Linked DNA regions of Homo sapiens: region 1 is linked to region 2. A link is a loop called in an ENCODE intact Hi-C map of the cell type or tissue named here. Cell type or tissue: prostate gland. All regions are shown on one strand. Each heading gives the region's core, and the rest is flanking DNA. Links, peaks and the distances in the headings are about the cores only. Region 1 overlaps BCAS3 (BCAS3 microtubule associated cell migration factor). Region 2 overlaps BCAS3 (BCAS3 microtubule associated cell migration factor).

Region 1 (8,337 bases), core at 310-8,309, 50 kb before region 2:
CCCCCTCATATTCCTCAAAGAACAATGGTCTCTGTACAGCCACAGCCACGCCAAGAATGGGCACAAACCATACAGAAACACATTTTAAAAATACATTTTACACTGCCCTTGACATTTCGGATAAATAGAAACCACTGCACTGAAATTCCAAATATTTCATCCTTTCCCTCCTCCCCTTGCCTTTATAATGAGAATTTTCCTATTCTCCCAATCTACTTGATCTTTGACATTTTGGCCTCTGTGAATGGAGGACACAGTAGAGTAGTCAAATACATTAATTATTCAGATAATTGCATTTTATTAAAATAATCACTGTAACCAAGACAATCACGATTTTCAGCAACAGAAGAGGACAGCAAGTTTGCCTACAAATCTTTTTAAATTGAAACGGCTCTAGAGTCATTCCTACTCCACAGTCCACTGTAAGCAAGCCAGGGAAAAGACGTTATCAGAACAAGATTTTTTTTTTTTTTTCACTAGCTGTTGTTTCGGGGTGGCCTTTTTTTTTTCTTCTTCTTCAGCAAAAACAGCTTTTATGTTTTTACTGAACCATTTCAGATTCACTCTTCCACACAGTGGATGTTTACTTGGATTTGGCAGGCTGAGAACAGCTGGTTGTTTGCTAACAAATGGAACATGAGACCATATGTTTCAACATTTAAGCAATTTTGAACCAACCAGAGGTATAATTCTGAGTGTCTTTTGCTGAAACTGTACATTAAATACCCAAAGGATCTGAGCTACACAAGAGATACAGGCCCTCCTTTTTTTTTTTTTTTCCTTTTTAGCACTTTTCTCTTAGCAACAAAACCACTCTACACCACTTATATCATAGACTTGCACTGCAAGTTTGCAGAGAGCACCAGCGAGCTGACAAGGGCTCTACTGCAGGGGCAGCTGTATTTTAAACAGGAAAAGACAGCTAAGCAGACCTTTTCCTTCTAATTCTGTTTGGGAACAAAATGTGTCTGAGGCTCTCTCTAGGGAGCATCAACAACATGGATACCTGCTTTCTTCATAGAAGCGTGGACCTAGTAGCTTTAAAAGAGAGTCTCTGATATTAGCATTTGGGATGACCACGTGCTTTGTTTCTCCCTCTCTCTTTTCAGAACATCCTCAAATTAAGCTGAGCTAATGAGATTCGAGTTAAACTCAAGCTGTTATGGACAAGAAATGTCCACAACAGAAGAAAAACTCTCAGTTTTTTAACGACACTTACTAGCACATTTCATTTCTTCGGTGCTTCAAGATTAATCATTAATAATGTTAGAAAATGAAACTATGGATTTAAAGTCAGGCTGAGTCAGAGCTTAGCAAGGCTTTAACAGAACATCAAGAAGAAAATTCTCTGGTCCCTGGGAGGAGAAGAGTCCCGCTTTAGACAAAATGAAACACAGTGAAAAGTCAAATATATGAGTAGACAATACAATAACTAAAATACCAAGCCCAGGAAAGTGGAATAGGAAGTTACTAGTCTCTGGAAAGTTCATGAAACCTTCCCATCCTGAATTTAGATTTGAAATACTAAGTAGAAATCAATAAATTTTTTATAAGCCACTTTCTAAAATATTAAATAAGTTACTAAGATATAATAAAAAAGGGTATGTGATCAACATTATCTCCTAAGTTTTTTGTTATTTCCATATAAAAGACTAATAGTAATTTTCCCCTCTAATTCTATTTAAAAGCAAGAATCTGACTGAGAATTTTGCAAAGCCAATGTTTTTAGCCATGTTACTAATAAGATCTCAGCAAAAACAGAAAAATTATTCCTACCCACCACTTCTCACTAAGCAACACACAAATATATATGTACCTTATTTCTCTTAGTTTAAATCTCACAACTCTAAGAAAACTGAAAAATGGGCACTCTGTGAGCATATTTCTTTGAGCCATGTAAGAGGGCGGATTTTCTCCTCTGGATTCTAAAGCAACATAGAAATTTGGGTGGGAGGCTAAGAAGCAGATATATTCAAGTTTCTAAGATGCTAACCACTGCACAAGGAAATATGTATAAAGATGTTCACTGCAGTTTTGTTTGTAAATGCAAAAAAAGTTAGACAACATCCATAGGGAAGCCATCAACTAGATGATAATACCTTCACAGAATAGAATGCCATGGGAAACAGCTTGGTGATTAGGAGCACAGCTTCAGGAGCCAGGGCATCTTGGTTTGAATCTAGTCATGCATTCACTGTCTTTGTAACCTTGGACACATTTGGGATCTTTCTTGAACTTAGTTTCCTCATCTATCAAAGAATAATAACAGTATCTGCATCCTAAAGTTATAATGAAGATTAAATGAATTAATATATATCTTCATCTAGAAATATTAATACACAGACAGTAAGAAGAACAAGACAGATGTATAAGTATCATACTTATCGACAAGAAAACGATGTCAATCACTTGTACCCATAGGCTGGAGAACAGGTGATATAGTAATATAAGGACAGAGAAGAAAAATAGGAATTTCTGTTCTTTTATGTGTGTAGCCAATAAACGTTTGAAAAACATCTCTGCTATCCTTGGCACACTGCAAGAGTTCATGTGAAGAAAACTTCGAAAAGGTGCTAAGAAAGAACAAATACTAATATTGCATCTTCAAATAAAGAGGTGCTTGAAAAATATACTCTGTTGTAGCTTACGTGTCACTTCTTCCCCTGACATATCTGTTCTTTCCAAACAAAATTATTTTGAATCCATGTAGAAATCAAATTAAAAAAAAAAACACCAAAAACCAAAAAACAAACAACAAACCATACAAAACAACTTGATTGGATCAAAGTAAAAACTGGTACATTCATAGGGGATTCCCCCTTCACAATTTTTTTTTTTTTTTTTTTTTTTTTTTTGAGACAGAGTTTCGCTCTTGTTGCCCAGGCTGAAGTGCAATGGCGAGATCTTGGCTCACGTCAACCTCTGCCTCCCAGGTTCAAGCGATTCTCCTGCTTCAGCCTCCCGAGTAGCTGAGATTACAGGTGTGCACAACCATGCCCGGCTAATTTCTGTAAGTTTAGTAGAGACGGGGGTTTCACCACGTTGATCAGGCTGGTCTCGAACTCCTGACCTCGGGTGATCCATCCGCCTTGGCCTCCCAAAGTGCTGGGATTACAGGTGTGAGCCACTGTGCTTGGTCCCCCCTCACAATTTTCTAATCTAAAAATGCAGTTTAGTTAATATTATAGTCACTCATAGTACCCAAAGGAACTACCAACATTTATGGATATATTAATATGTACAAACGAAGTTAAGTATGACCTTACTGATTTTAAAATATAAAGAAAGTGACCCTCCGCACTAAACAAGCATCTAGACATCTCTGCTTCAGAATTTGGAGAACACTGCAGACACGATGAACGCAGAATGCCTGAGGTTGCCCTGTGCATAAGGCAATGGTTCCACTGTGTTTAATTAGGGTTTTGCCAGGATTATGACTCACCCCATACATCTCAATCTGTCCAGGATTCACTTATTCATTCATCCACTCAAGAAACATTTAGCAAGTGCCTATAACTAGAGTGCAAGAAACAGAGGGGCCTATACAAACTTTCACTGGCTACGACTTGTGTTCTCCATATAAATGAAAAAAACCTACAGACGTAAAAGAAAACCAGAAGTGAGGAGTGTGCTTATTACTCATCTCAGTTGACTCTTCAGTTGGGAAAAAAGTTCAAATTCTACTGGTCTGATGGGTACAGATCACTGAAAGAGCTTTGGGGACATAAATTATCTTCCTAACTAAGCAAAAGGGCTGTCTTTTTGGTTGTGTTTGCCTTATCTTTTGCTCCCGAAACAGTTTCACACCCTAAGAATACAATGACTATTCACCTATTCAGTCCTTGCCTGGCAAAACTAGGTACACTCTGCGGCTCCTACAAAGCTTCAGAAACTTTAAATTAGCCATTTTAAGACTAAATAGAGTGGGAAAAGCATGCTGGGCAAGAGTCTAAGGAACATAAAAGAAGCATATCCTCTGATGAGGAGCCCTTTCTCCTGCTCTGCTTCACTCCAGACCAACGGCAGGGTTAGGAGGCGCTACAGCATGTGGTAGCAATCACACAGACCAATTTGTTCTGAGTATGTCAAGGTCAATGACATTATGGCTGAGGAGACTGTCTTGAGTCCTGGAAGTCTGCAATAGTTCCTGAATGTCACACAGGATCACCTAAGGTGTTTGTTTGCCATTTCCTTGATATTAGCTCTCTCAACAGCTATCTTTCTTGTAGAATTAGAAGTATGCAGAAATGAAAATACCTCATTCTGGTGGTCTTCTGTTGGTCAACAAATAAATGGTACTGATGTTGACAATGTGGGAGGCCCACCAGGAAGTCCAGCTGTATATGCTGAAATGTAACCAGTTTTCCTTCCTAAAACATATTTTATCAGTAAACTATTCTCTGGCTGTATCCAATTTAGGATATATTCTGTCTGTTCTGGCTCTAGAAGACAGAAAAGGAGGAAAATAAATAATGCCTTTTTTTTTCTTTCAGTTTCAACCTTTTTTTCATAGGTAGAAATGAGAAAAATAATACTTCTTACTTAGTGTGGACCAAAAGTTAGCTTTTGATTGCAGATGGAATCGGCCTCCCTAAATTTTTATCCTGTCATTCTTTAATTTTTTTTGAGACAAGGTCTCACTCTGGCACAATCATGGCTCACTGCAGCCTCAACCTCTCTGGGCTCAGGTGATCCTTCCACTTCAGCCTCCTGAGTAGCTGGGACTACAGGTATGTGCCGCCACGCCAGGCTAATTTCTATATTTTTTGTTGAGAAGGTGTTTTGCCCTGTTGCCCAGGCTGGTCTCGAACTCCTGGCCTCAACTGATCTGCGTGCCTCAGCCTCCTAAAGTGCTTGGATTACAGACATGAGCCACCATGCCAGGCCAATTCTTTAATTTTTTGTCGAGTTTTTCTAAATGCTTATTAATAAGTTCCAAGGCAGTTTTTCATTCTCCGCCAAGGTAAAGACTGAGCAATTAATGGGAATGAGATTTAAAGAAAAACGAAAACAAAAAAACCCTGGTACTGTGTTTTCAGAGGCAATTATATTCTAGAAATATTTAATAAAGGGGCTATAAATTCTGTTTTTAAGAAAGTTACAATGATGAAGCAACAACACATTTTGTTATTTTTAACATGGGTATTTCAGCTTAAAAAATATTCCACTCAATGTTTCCCAAATTCAATTTTTCACATAATGCGCAGTCAAATATGAATGTGGGAAAAAAAGACAAATCCAAACATAGAATATTATTTTCAAAAAATAGTGAACTAAATGTAAAGGTCCCGTAAAATGTGATATCTAGAATCTTCTGAACTCGTTCACATGACCTTCATTCTATTTATAGAAATGCAGCAATTCCCATTTGAATACAGAGCAATACCTTGTAGGAGAATTTGGTTTAGCACAAATAAACTTGAGAAAAGTGTTGACTTAAAAATAAAACACTGAAAGAGGAGGGAGAGTTTCTCTCCCTCTGTGAAAATTTCCGGAAAAGTTGTAAACAAAGGCAGGTTTGGCTCAGAGACTGAGTGACTCTGGTGAGCTGAGGAGGATGAAGAGTGTATCAAACCTCCCAGAGCGAGGAAACATTTGTAAAACAGTTAGTAAATCACAGGCGGCTAGGGTCACCAGGCTGAACAACCCGAGGACAGGCTGCCAAAACCCCAGCTGTGAAAGAAGGGGGCCGGGCACTGCCTCCCAGCTTGAACCCCATTTTGAATGATCTCTTGGTTCCATTCTCTGCCCTTTGCCTCTGTCACTTCAGAGCTCTGATAGCAATGCAGTTAATTAGCTCTGGGGCAGGGGCAGTGCTGACTGTCCCAACTGAGTGCCAAGGAGAGGACACTCGTATACTGAAAACATTCTCTGCAGAGTGACACTGATTGAGCTTTTGGTCTCGGGGACAAGGCTGAAAGTTCCAGCTGGGAAGAAAGAATCACACTCAACCTGAAACAAAAAAATGGTTACAAAGATGAACGGAAGGCAAAATATGTAGCTCAAAGTTTCCACGAATTTAAAAATATCAAGTGTTTTTTGATCACTTTTCTCCCTAACTAGTCTGTAATACATCTGTTGTTCTTTTCCTGATTTTACAGAAATGGCAATGTGGAAACTGTTAAGTTCTTCATAAACTATCTTTTTGGTTCCCCTCTTATCCCCCAGAAATCAGGAAGACAAAATAAAAATTGTAATGAAGCCCAGGCGCGGTGGCTCACACCTGTGATACCAGCACTTTGGGAGGCCGAGGTGAGCAGATCACAAGGTCAGGAGTTTGAAACCAGCCTGACCAACATGGCGAAACCCTGTTTCTACTAATAATACAAAAATTAGCCAGGTGTGGTGTCGGGCACCTGTAATCCCAGCAACTCGGGAGGCTGAGGCAGGAGAATCATTTGAACCCAGGAAGTAGAGGCTGCAGTGAGCCAAGATCGTGCCATTGTACTCCAGCCTGAGTGACAAGAGTGAAACTGTCTCGAAAAAAAGAAGAATAAAAGAGAAGTCTTGAAATTGTGAGGGGAAAAAACTATTCCCTTTTAGATCTAGGAGCTACACATAAATAAATAAAATTTAATGTAACTTAAATAATTTTTTTGAAGAGAGAGCTAGTGCACAGTAAACTTCTTCAGCAACCACACAAAATTTAATATTAGCCCTAATTCACAGCAGAGGAAGACTACTTTCATCACTGCGCTGATACTACAACCTGTCTAGAAAAAATTCAGTACCTTGATTACCTACATTAAAATAGGGCAAATACATAAGGGGAATCTTTACTTAATTGACTTAATCTATGAGATATTTAGGCTATTTATTTCTACGATTGACTCATCATCTTTTTTCTTTTGAAAACTCAGACCATCTGAGAACAACAAGACATGCTTTTGAGTTGTTTTTCTGAGTCAGATATACTCTTAGCTCATCTCATATTCTTCTGACAATGGCAGGCTAATGGTGATGCCATTTAATTCTCAGCTTTTCTTTGTAAAATATTAACTTGGCCTATTCTGAGATCAAACAAGATTTTGGGCTCAAAGGCATCATATTCTAACCAATGGAGTAGTTAGCCCAGACAGCTCCTTTAGAAGAAACACAAGTAAAATAAGAAGAAAAGTAAACTCGACCATTAAAAATTAAATAAGTAATATTTTAAAAAAAAAAGAAAATGAGGAGGGGAAAAAGGAAAGTAAACTCTTTGTTGAGAGTGTTAAGGCTTCAAGGGAGTTAAGAAAAGCATGGGCATTGAAGCCAGATCTTGGGTTAAAATCCTCATCCCAACCTTATTCGCTGTGATAGATTGCGCAAATCGTTTCAGATCTCATCAGTTTCCTCATCCGCAAAATGGGGAGAAAAATCACCACCTTTTTGGGTGCCTGTAGTCCCAGCTACTCAGGAGGCTGAGGCAGGAGAACGGCGTGAACCCGGGAGGCAGAGCTTGTAGTGAGCTGAGATCACACCACTGCACTCCAACCTGGGAGACAGAGCGAGACTCCATCTCTTTAAAAAAAAAAAAAAAAAAATCACCACCTTTCTGAAAGTACCTGGAATAGTGTCTGGCACATAAAAATTACAAAAAAAAAAAAAAAAAAAAAAAGAGGCCGGGCACAGTGGCTCACACCTGTAATCCCAGCACTTTGGGAGGCTGAGGTGGGAGGATCACGAGGTCAGGAGTTTGAGACCAGCTTCATCAACATGGTGAAACCCGGTCTCTACTAAAAATAACAAAAACTAGCCGAGCGTGGTGTCACATTCCCGTAATCCCAGCTACTTAGTAGGCTGAGGCAGGAGAATCACTTGAACCCGGGAGGCGGAGGTTGCAGTGAGCCGAGATTGCGCCACTGCACTGCAGCCTGGGCGACAGAGCGAGACCCTGTCTCAAAAAAAAAAAAAAAAAGTTAGTTTCCTTTCCCTTACCTTTCTCCCTCACTGGAAAGTACAGAAAAGGCTTTTTTAAAAGCCCATGGATTTTTCAGATTGAACGTGGAACGTACTTCACGAAGGGGGTCATGGTACCCTCTCTCACCATTAACCACAACCTGAGCAAACTCGCTAGGGCTTCCAGTCTCTCACCTCCTCCAGCACCACATTTGTTATAGTCTAAGCCAGAAGGACTCTTTCAGCCTCAAAGAAGAGAGTGTATCCCCCAAAATAAATGAACATGACTCAAACTTTGGATATTTAGCTATTTAAACATGTTGCTCACAGCTCATGTTCCCAGCTTAAGGAATTCCTCTTGGATCCTTTTTCCAGTGGCAATGGATGGTTTCCACATTACATTCTTTGCCCGCTTATGCAGCTGGCAAGCCTGATAAAATCAAAACAAATTCACAACAA
Region 2 (8,337 bases), core at 160-8,159:
GGCAAAAAGGAAAAAAGAAAAGAAAAACCTAGCTGAGACAGTGAAGACTATAACTCTATTCTCACACTTTAAAGGATAAAATGTATGAATATATATGGATTCACAAGTTTGTGCTTGAAATGAGAAAAATTATGATTACATATATTTTGAGTTGTTGATGTTAAATTGTGTGAAGAAAATATGCAAGCTGATGTATAAATAATTTCCTTTTATATAACAAAAAGGATCTATTTCTGACAAAACATGAACTTCTAATCAAATTTCTGATTAGAAGTTTTGTTATTAGAAGTTCACTTTTGTTATCTGCTAATTTTTGCATTTCGGTTAGTATCTTTAAAGACCTTTATTTTAAATAAATGTAGTCAGACTAGTCTGGCTTTCCAATGAAATCGAAATCAAATTCCTTTATCGGAGCTGCCTTACTGTCTCATGTACTATCCCTCTTTCCCTTTAAGCAAATATCATTATCAGTTAACCCGCTATTTGTGCAACTGGGATTTTATTGTTAAGGCATAGGTGTTGAAATTATTTAAAAGCCTGGATGAAGATAGCATGATATTTGATGCAAGAGTAATGCAATCTGTCTAACCTCAGTTAAAGATTCACTACCAAAATTCCCAACAATTATAATAGCTACATGAATTCAGTAAAATACTTCTTAAAAAGGTATCAGCAAAGTTGGTCCAACTTGATTTTTAGAATAACCTAGAGATTTAGTTCAGCTACATTAAAGCAGCTGATTTTGAGTTAAAGCAAAAAACAAATACCAGCCACAAGTCATGCACATATTCTATCCCTTTTCCTAAAAAAATGACTGAAACACTTGAGAAAAATGTGGTATAAAGGCACAAGTACTAACATTACAAGACATTTGATGGGTCATGTAAAGAATAAGAAATCATCTCCCAGATGTTTGCAAGACAACAAAATAAATCTTTCCATGAATGTAGAAAAAATGTCGGAGTATAAACAAAATATCCATGATTAAATAAAACTTGAGGTGATCCAAACTGACTAGCATTTTACAGTATTAATGCTAATGGTTAGTCTTTTGGCAGGTTTAACAGGTCTCATAAAAAAAAGAGTTGCATATAGGAAGGAGAAGCAAACAGAAAACTAGTCATACATGGTAAAGAATAAGGAAAGAAGAGATATCAAATCAGTCAGAAATATACAATAGCAGTTTTCAATATTGCATCAGGAAATAAGGTAGTTAGAGAAAAGCTGCAATCTAAAACAGAAAACACTTTTAGGAAATGGCAAAATTAAAACAGAAGTAGATATGTAAAATAGATGAATGAAGACAAGGTCTTCCTGCACCAAGGGAGTTGTTTAGGAGAAACAGTGTCCGTTTGTGGCCAGCGATAATACTTTCCATTCAATAGAGTTTGCAGCTTGCTGATTCATATGATTGCAGGCTGGCGCCCTGCTGGCGAGCCTCTCCACTGAAATTAAATCCACTCTCTTCAGTTATAAATTATAATGCTCTATAAACAACACTCCCATTGGGAATGGGGGCGGGTGGGGGGGAAGAGAGAGAGAGAGAGAAAGAGAGAAACAGAGGAAGAGAAGGAGAGGCAAGAATGAAAAAAAAAAAGAGGCAGGGAGGGAGAAAAGAGCCGGAGAGGGAGAGCGTTTCTGCATAGTCCACTCACTGTTTAATGTTCTGCTCTTCTGCAACAAACAAGGGGAGTAAGTCTTCCACAGATAGCACTCCTGCTGTAATTCCTACACTGTTTGATGTAGAGCCCAGAAAGGAAAGTGGGATAGTAATATGAGTCTAAGAGGAAAAGTACTTAGAAATCAAGGAGTATACAAGATGAAGAGAAGATAAAAGACATTTTTATACCTGGATTTTTCAAATATATTACTGAATATATCTTTGGAGTCTCAAGGGAGAGCCAAAATGAATAAAATTATTGAATTCTGTTTTGATAAATTAGATCTTCACATTGTACATCTTTTGATATCCAAATCAATCAGAGTTATTTCCCCCAGATGCACTGGGAAAGCAAAGAAACAGGAAAGAAAAGTTAAAATTAATCCATCCCAAACAGCCTCAGACAAGGAGTCCAGAGCAAAGAGAAAGTTCAATGATTTCGAGATTAACCACATTTGCTTTTTAAAACAAATACGTATTTTGAAATTTAATACTAAATTTATAGGAGAGTGATGCCTCAACTGTTTAAATGTTGTAGAATTTGTTTTTTTTAAGTGTTGTTTCAAAGGAAAAATAATTGCAAATATTAAATTGTGTCAATTACCTAAATCATTCATAAAGGAGTCCATCGTTGAGGTGGTCTGTATGTACCAGCTTCAGGGCATTAACTTATATCCACACTGCAGATTTTTTGTGTGCATGTGAATTTTTTTAGGAGTTACTTATGGTTTATAGCAGGATAGAAACAATTATTGTTATGTGCCAATTAGGATTCCAAGGATTCACATCCACAGGTTACTCATCAACTACAAAAAGACACAGTTTCATATTTAAAAATCCCTCTGAAATTTCTTACCAAATGATGAAACTCGACATAAAAATAAAAGGGGAGGCAGGGGTTGGGTAGGGAGAAGGTGAGAGAGAGAAGCAAGCCCGTTCCAACCTCAGTCTGAACCTACAAAACCAAAGAGACCATTTCAGGTAAGGACACTCAAGGAAAACAGGATCCTCCACAAAGCACGTATTTCCATTTCTCTATCTCATTTTGGCAGACCAAATATTACTCTAAGTTTCCCCCAAAAGAAACAAGATAAAACAAAAGTCCACCTTTCTCCCGAACTCAGAAAATGAAGAGGGAAAGAGAAGGTGCCTGAGATTCCAGTTTTAGACCTAAGGAATTTTACCAGGCTCAATTCCAATCCCTGAAAAGAAGACCAAAATGAATACATTGACCCAAACTTTAACCAGAGAATTAGGCTTAGTAACAACTCAGATTTTACTTTTCTTTTTTTTTTTTTTAATGTGTCTGGCTGACTGTCTTTCTCTGTCTCTCTGCGTTTGTTTGTGGTGCATACCGAGTAAATTATTTGCTGATAGGTGAATCTCAGCAAATGCTTTTCTTCCTTTGAATGCCTGGTGAGCTTGTTGGGAAAAGTCATTTAAGTCACTTTAAACAATACCATGAAAAGTAAAACTCAATTCTGAAATAAGAGTATAACTTAGAGCTTAAAAATAAATTAAATAAAGGAAGCATTAAAAGATAAATGGAGCAGGATGCTCTGTGGCTGAGGTAATCTGAGTGGAGAGGGAAGAAGGAGGGTTATGTTAATAAATGATTAAAAGGCCTTAACAAGGGCCTATCAGGTTGAACAGGAAAGCATTCTTCTTCTCTGCTCCTCCCTGAGACCACCTTTTTTACATTTGTTCTCAATGCTGATCAATATGGTTTTCATTTGCTGATTTCCATAATGCCATATGTGATCTGCCAGGCTGACATAATGAAGCTAGAAAGAGCTGAAGTCATTTTAACATTCTCGCTTGTATGACTGTCGCCAGTTTACCAAATGCCTGTTATCTGGGAGCCTGTATCTCTCTCTTGTTTATTGACAAATAGAGAGGTTCGCTCCTAGAGAGAGCAGCTCTGGGTGACCAATTTAAGATTCAAACTAAATATTAGACTTTTTTTTTTTTTTTTTGCTACCACTCTAACCTGTTATTTAAGCTTGATTAAATAAAAACAAGATTTAAGTGTGAATTATCCTTTTCTGAACACAAGTGCTCACTTCTGTTGATAAAACAATAAATCACAAAAAATAAAGCACCAATACTTTGATGCCACCAAAGCCTCAGGACATATTTATTGCCCCAATTCAAATTTTCCTATAAATACAGTGTTTTCGTTGGCCCACTAGTATTTGTCTCTGATAACTTTTACCAAAATTCATATCAAACTGTGTGTTTTAAAATTTTTTACTCTTTACTAAAGTTTCTTTAATCCATGCTCTGGCAGGAAGAAACTTAAAAAAAAATCATATGTAAGCTTCGTACACTTTTTTCATTGTATAATAAAATGGGTTTGTTGAGGTCATCACATAAGTGACCCAGGCAAGAGCCTTCCACGATGCCTGACATGTCTCATTAAAAATTCTCTGTATTGTTTGTTGATCACTTTTCCATACTCAAAAGAAAATTTCAAGAAAAAATGCAAATAGAAAAACATTTCTGAAATGATTTATCTTTTGCAAGCCAAACACCCCCCACCAAAAAAAAAAAACCAGTTGCATTTGATCAAAAGGATACTTCAACATTGTAATTTAAGAGTAAAAATATATTTAGTGCCTTCATTTACAATAAATGTAATTCCTTTTTTACATTAAACACATTAAATAAATATTCTGATGATTAACAGAAGTCACGTTTTAGTTCTCAAGAACAAAATCCCTCTGAGGCTGGGCGCGGTGGCTCATGCCTGTAATCCCAGTACTTCAGGAGACCCATGTGGGGAGGGTCGCTTAAGCTCAGGAGTTTGAGACCAGCCTGGGCAATGTAGAGAGATCTCATCTATAGAAAAAAATAAAAAGTAAAAAAATTAGTCAGGTGTGGTGGTGCACACTGTGGTCCCAGCCACTGGGGTGGCTGAGTTGGGAGAACTGCTTGAGCCCAAGAGGTCTAGGCTGCAGTGAGCCATGATCCCCCCACTGCACTCCAGCCTGGGCAACAGAGGGAGACCCTGTCTCAAAAAAAAAAAAAAAATTGCTTGTGCTGGCAATTTAGTCCTGGAACTATGAAAACTGAAATCACAGAATTTTTGCAAAGAAAATCCCTCCGAGTTGTTCCAAAAAACGGTGACTGTGTCAAGGCTGGTCCAGCACACAAAGGTTTAGAAATAGTTGCATCACCAAATATTGCATTTGCCCCAACTCTCAGTTCACAATCTTGGCTGTATTACATGAGTTTTCTTCTCTCCTCCTTTCCTTCTTCCTTCCCTCCCTTCCTTCCTTCCTCAAAGGACACATTGGTTCAAAACAAAACAAGGGAAAAGAAAACAAACTGAAGGAAGGCAGTGCGACAAATATCTAAAGGAAAGGTCCTTCAGGAGAACAAAGTGGCAGTGGGGGGATGAACATCACATTTACTCCCTCAACCTTGCTTCCCTTCACTAAACCAATGGATTGTTGTTTTCTCCATCCTCTTAATTTCTTTAGCAACAGTGAAAGGATACCAAAACAATGAGACTTTTAAGCTGGCTAGTGTCAGAACATGAATTATTCCTTTTTTGTGTGTGGTTGTTGGTTGGTTGTTAATTCGTTTGGAAAACAGTGGCAGATTTCACCCCCAAATGGGAAGATAAAAGTGCACACATCGCTGTGTTACTAAAGAATCCTAATATGACTGCTGTTGAGTTCTGATATAAAAGTTGATAATGAGGTAAACAGCAAAGTTTAGCCAAACAAACGAAAAAACAAGAAAAAAAATGATACATGATACAAGGATTCTAACGGCATACAATGGTAGAGATAATTAATCTTAAGGACCTTCCTCTGGGGTTCTGAAATTTTTGGATTATGGTAAAGCAGATGATAAAGAAACTGTAGTCCATTTAAAAGTAACAAGCTAACTTCTCTTATGAATTCCAAATTAAATAGGAGATGCTACCTTACACTGGGGGTTTGGTGAGGTTGCAGAGATTATGTGGCTAGCATCTTTTAAGGGCAAAGTCATCTCTTTCCCTCTGATATTCATAGTAAAAACAATTATTAAAATAGTAAGAAAACAGAGAAAAAGAGGTAATCTTGCCTAGACGTGAACCAAGAAGAAAGGCAGGAATGATATTCTCAAAGTCCAGTAGAACTGGTGGTGGAGTACCCCACTGGAGACTTAGCAACTAACATTTTACTTTACTTGGCCCATAATTACCACACTGAAGGACAAGTCGGATTAGCACTGTCCTACAACATTGTATTATGGGAACAACAAGTTAGTTACAATAGTTGAAAACACTCTCATAAAAGGTGAGATTACCACCAGAAGAGACTTCTAAAGTGAGGTAATGGGAGACAGGCAGGAAAAGGCCACTTCTCTTATTTACAGAAGCTATGGGAAGAGAAAGGGAGTTCCAGCTTCTACTGACAGACAGGGGAGTAAATTATGAAGGTTCTTTTGAGCTGCAGCAAGCTCAGGAGGACAAGAAAAACTGTAAGTTAGTATAGGATGATAGAAAATTTCTTTCAAAAGAAGGAAGTAGAAAAGGCATTATATCCCAGTTCAGGCAGTACAAAAATAACAGTTTAACAATAAGGGATTCCCTTACAGAAAAATAAATCTCCAGGAGGCTGTTTTAGATCCTTTGCCCCAGTTGGGGTAAGCACATCTTTCACTGATTTGTGGAGAGAAGTATACTCACCAAACTAAAAGGGTCCTTTGAGGAAGGAGAATGACCAGGAATCTGCAGTATTGGGGTATTTTTTTTTTTAGAAGTTAACCTTAAGACTTTATTATCTTTACAATAATATTAATAATAAAAAGATTGAAACTTAGAACTGGATCATTTGGCCCTTTCTTCTCTTCTTACCTCCTCTACCAGCATTCTCTTAGATCTGAGGTTGGGCTCAACATGTTCAAGCCTTAGCACTATTTTCTTCCTAGTTTTAACCCTTTTCTAGAAAAATAGGCTCAGTCTGCCTACTGAGAGGTGAAGCCATCTGGACTTCCTGGGTCGAGTGGGGACTTGGAGAACTTTTCTGTCTTACAAGAGGATTATAAAATGCACCAATCAGCGCTCTGTAGCTAGCAAGAGGATTGTAAAATGCACCAATCAGCACTCTGTAAAATGCACCAATCATTGCTCTGTAAAACACACCAATCACTAGGATCCTAAAAGTAGCTAAGGGCAGGGAGGATTGAAAAAAGGGCACTCTGATAGGACAAAAACAGAACATGGGAGGGGACAAATAAGGGAATAAAAGCTGGCCACCCCAGCCAGCAGCAGCAACCTGCTTGGGTCCCCTTCCACGCTGTGAAAGCTTTGTTCTTTTGCTCTTCACAATAAACCTTGCTACTGCTCACTCTTTGGGTCCGTGCCATCTTTAAGAGCTGTACCACTCACTGCCAAGGTCCACGGTCTTGAAGTCAGCGAGACCATGAACCCACCGAAGGAACCAACTCCAGACACACTACTATAAGCCACTGTCCTTCCTATCATAAAACCACTTTCCCTGGGCACACAGAGAATCCTTGCCCTTCCGGTACTGTGTCACTATGTGGAGCTGGTGCTTGCCATACTTCTTATAGTAAGTCTGGTGCATTTTAGGAACATTCACGTTTGCAGGAGGAGTATTGGCATGAAAAGCCTGTGGTCTATCTCATCAACACTGTATCCAGAGACCTTGCCAAGAGCACCTGGCATACAACAGTCATTCAAAATATAGATGTTGGCCAGGTGCAGTGGCTCATGCTTGTAATCCCAGCACTTTGCGGGGCCAAGGCAGGAGGCTCACTTGAGCCCAGGAATTCAAGACCAGTCTGGGTAAAATGGCGAGAACTTGTTTCTGCCAAAAATTTAAAAATTTGCTGGGCGTGCTAGTCAGTATCAGCTACATGGGAGACTGAACTGGAAGGATCACTTGAGCCAGGGAGGTTGAGGCTGCAGTGAGTCATGATTGTGCCACGTACCCCAGTCTGGGTGACAGAGTGAAACCCTATCTCAAAAAAAAAAGAAAACGTTGAATGAAAGAGATGTTTAGATTAGAAGCAATGCAGGAATTTGCGGAAGACCTTAACAGGTTAAAAAAAAAAAAAGTAGGAAAAAACAGGAGGAGGAGGTAGTGGTATAGGTTGATTATCCCCTATCCGAAATGCTTGGGACCAGGAGTGCTTTGAATTTTGAATTTTTTCAGATCTTAGAATATTTGCATTATATACTTACTGGTTGAGAATCCCTAATCTGAAGATCGAAAATCCTCCAATGAACATTGCCTTAGAGTGTAATATTGGCACTCACTCAAAAAAGTTTTGAATTTTGGAGCATCCCAGATTTCAGATGTTTGGATTTGGGATGGTCAACCTGTAATAGCAGTAGTAGTAGCAGTAACAGTCATTGCAGTAGTTGTGGTCATTGTAGCTTTAAATGAGAAGTTGGAAGTGTAAGTGAAATTCAGTTGTCTAGATGTGGCTACACAGAAGTCTGTGGCTCCAGGGCCTTATCAGAATTAAAGATTTACTCCCCTTCAACTGGGCTCCCAGGGAACTACAAAAGAAGGTTTGCAAAAGTGTGGAAAACCAAGATCTTGAGTAACAGGAGGATTTATAGTCACGTTCAGTAAGTGAGAAACGAAATGATGAGGTAAGTACCTTATTAGTAATGCTAAGGTCAAGACCAGGTCAGGATGGGTTAAGTT

What was found. Peaks named below come from ENCODE experiments on the same cell type or tissue, not always from the same donor. Only the 100,000 strongest peaks of a DNase experiment are listed, where the experiment ranks them.
Region 1: it touches region 2 in a loop (1.8-fold over the local background); 2 of 110 quality-filtered maps call a loop at or near these places.

The regions. Positions count from the first base shown.
Region 1 is chr17:61,201,320-61,209,656 of GRCh38, reverse strand. The region is part of intron 22 of BCAS3 (BCAS3 microtubule associated cell migration factor); the gene reads right to left. Among named protein-coding and RNA genes, the nearest start is that of BCAS3-AS1, 69 kb to the right of the region's middle. In prostate gland, for the core only: no CTCF peak of the experiment used is centred there; no DNase peak of the experiment used is centred there; H3K27ac peaks cover 1,759 bases.
Region 2 is chr17:61,150,794-61,159,130 of GRCh38, reverse strand. The region is part of intron 22 of BCAS3 (BCAS3 microtubule associated cell migration factor); the gene reads right to left. Among named protein-coding and RNA genes, the nearest start is that of BCAS3-AS1, 19 kb to the right of the region's middle. In prostate gland, for the core only: no CTCF peak of the experiment used is centred there; no DNase peak of the experiment used is centred there; H3K4me3 peaks cover 354 bases.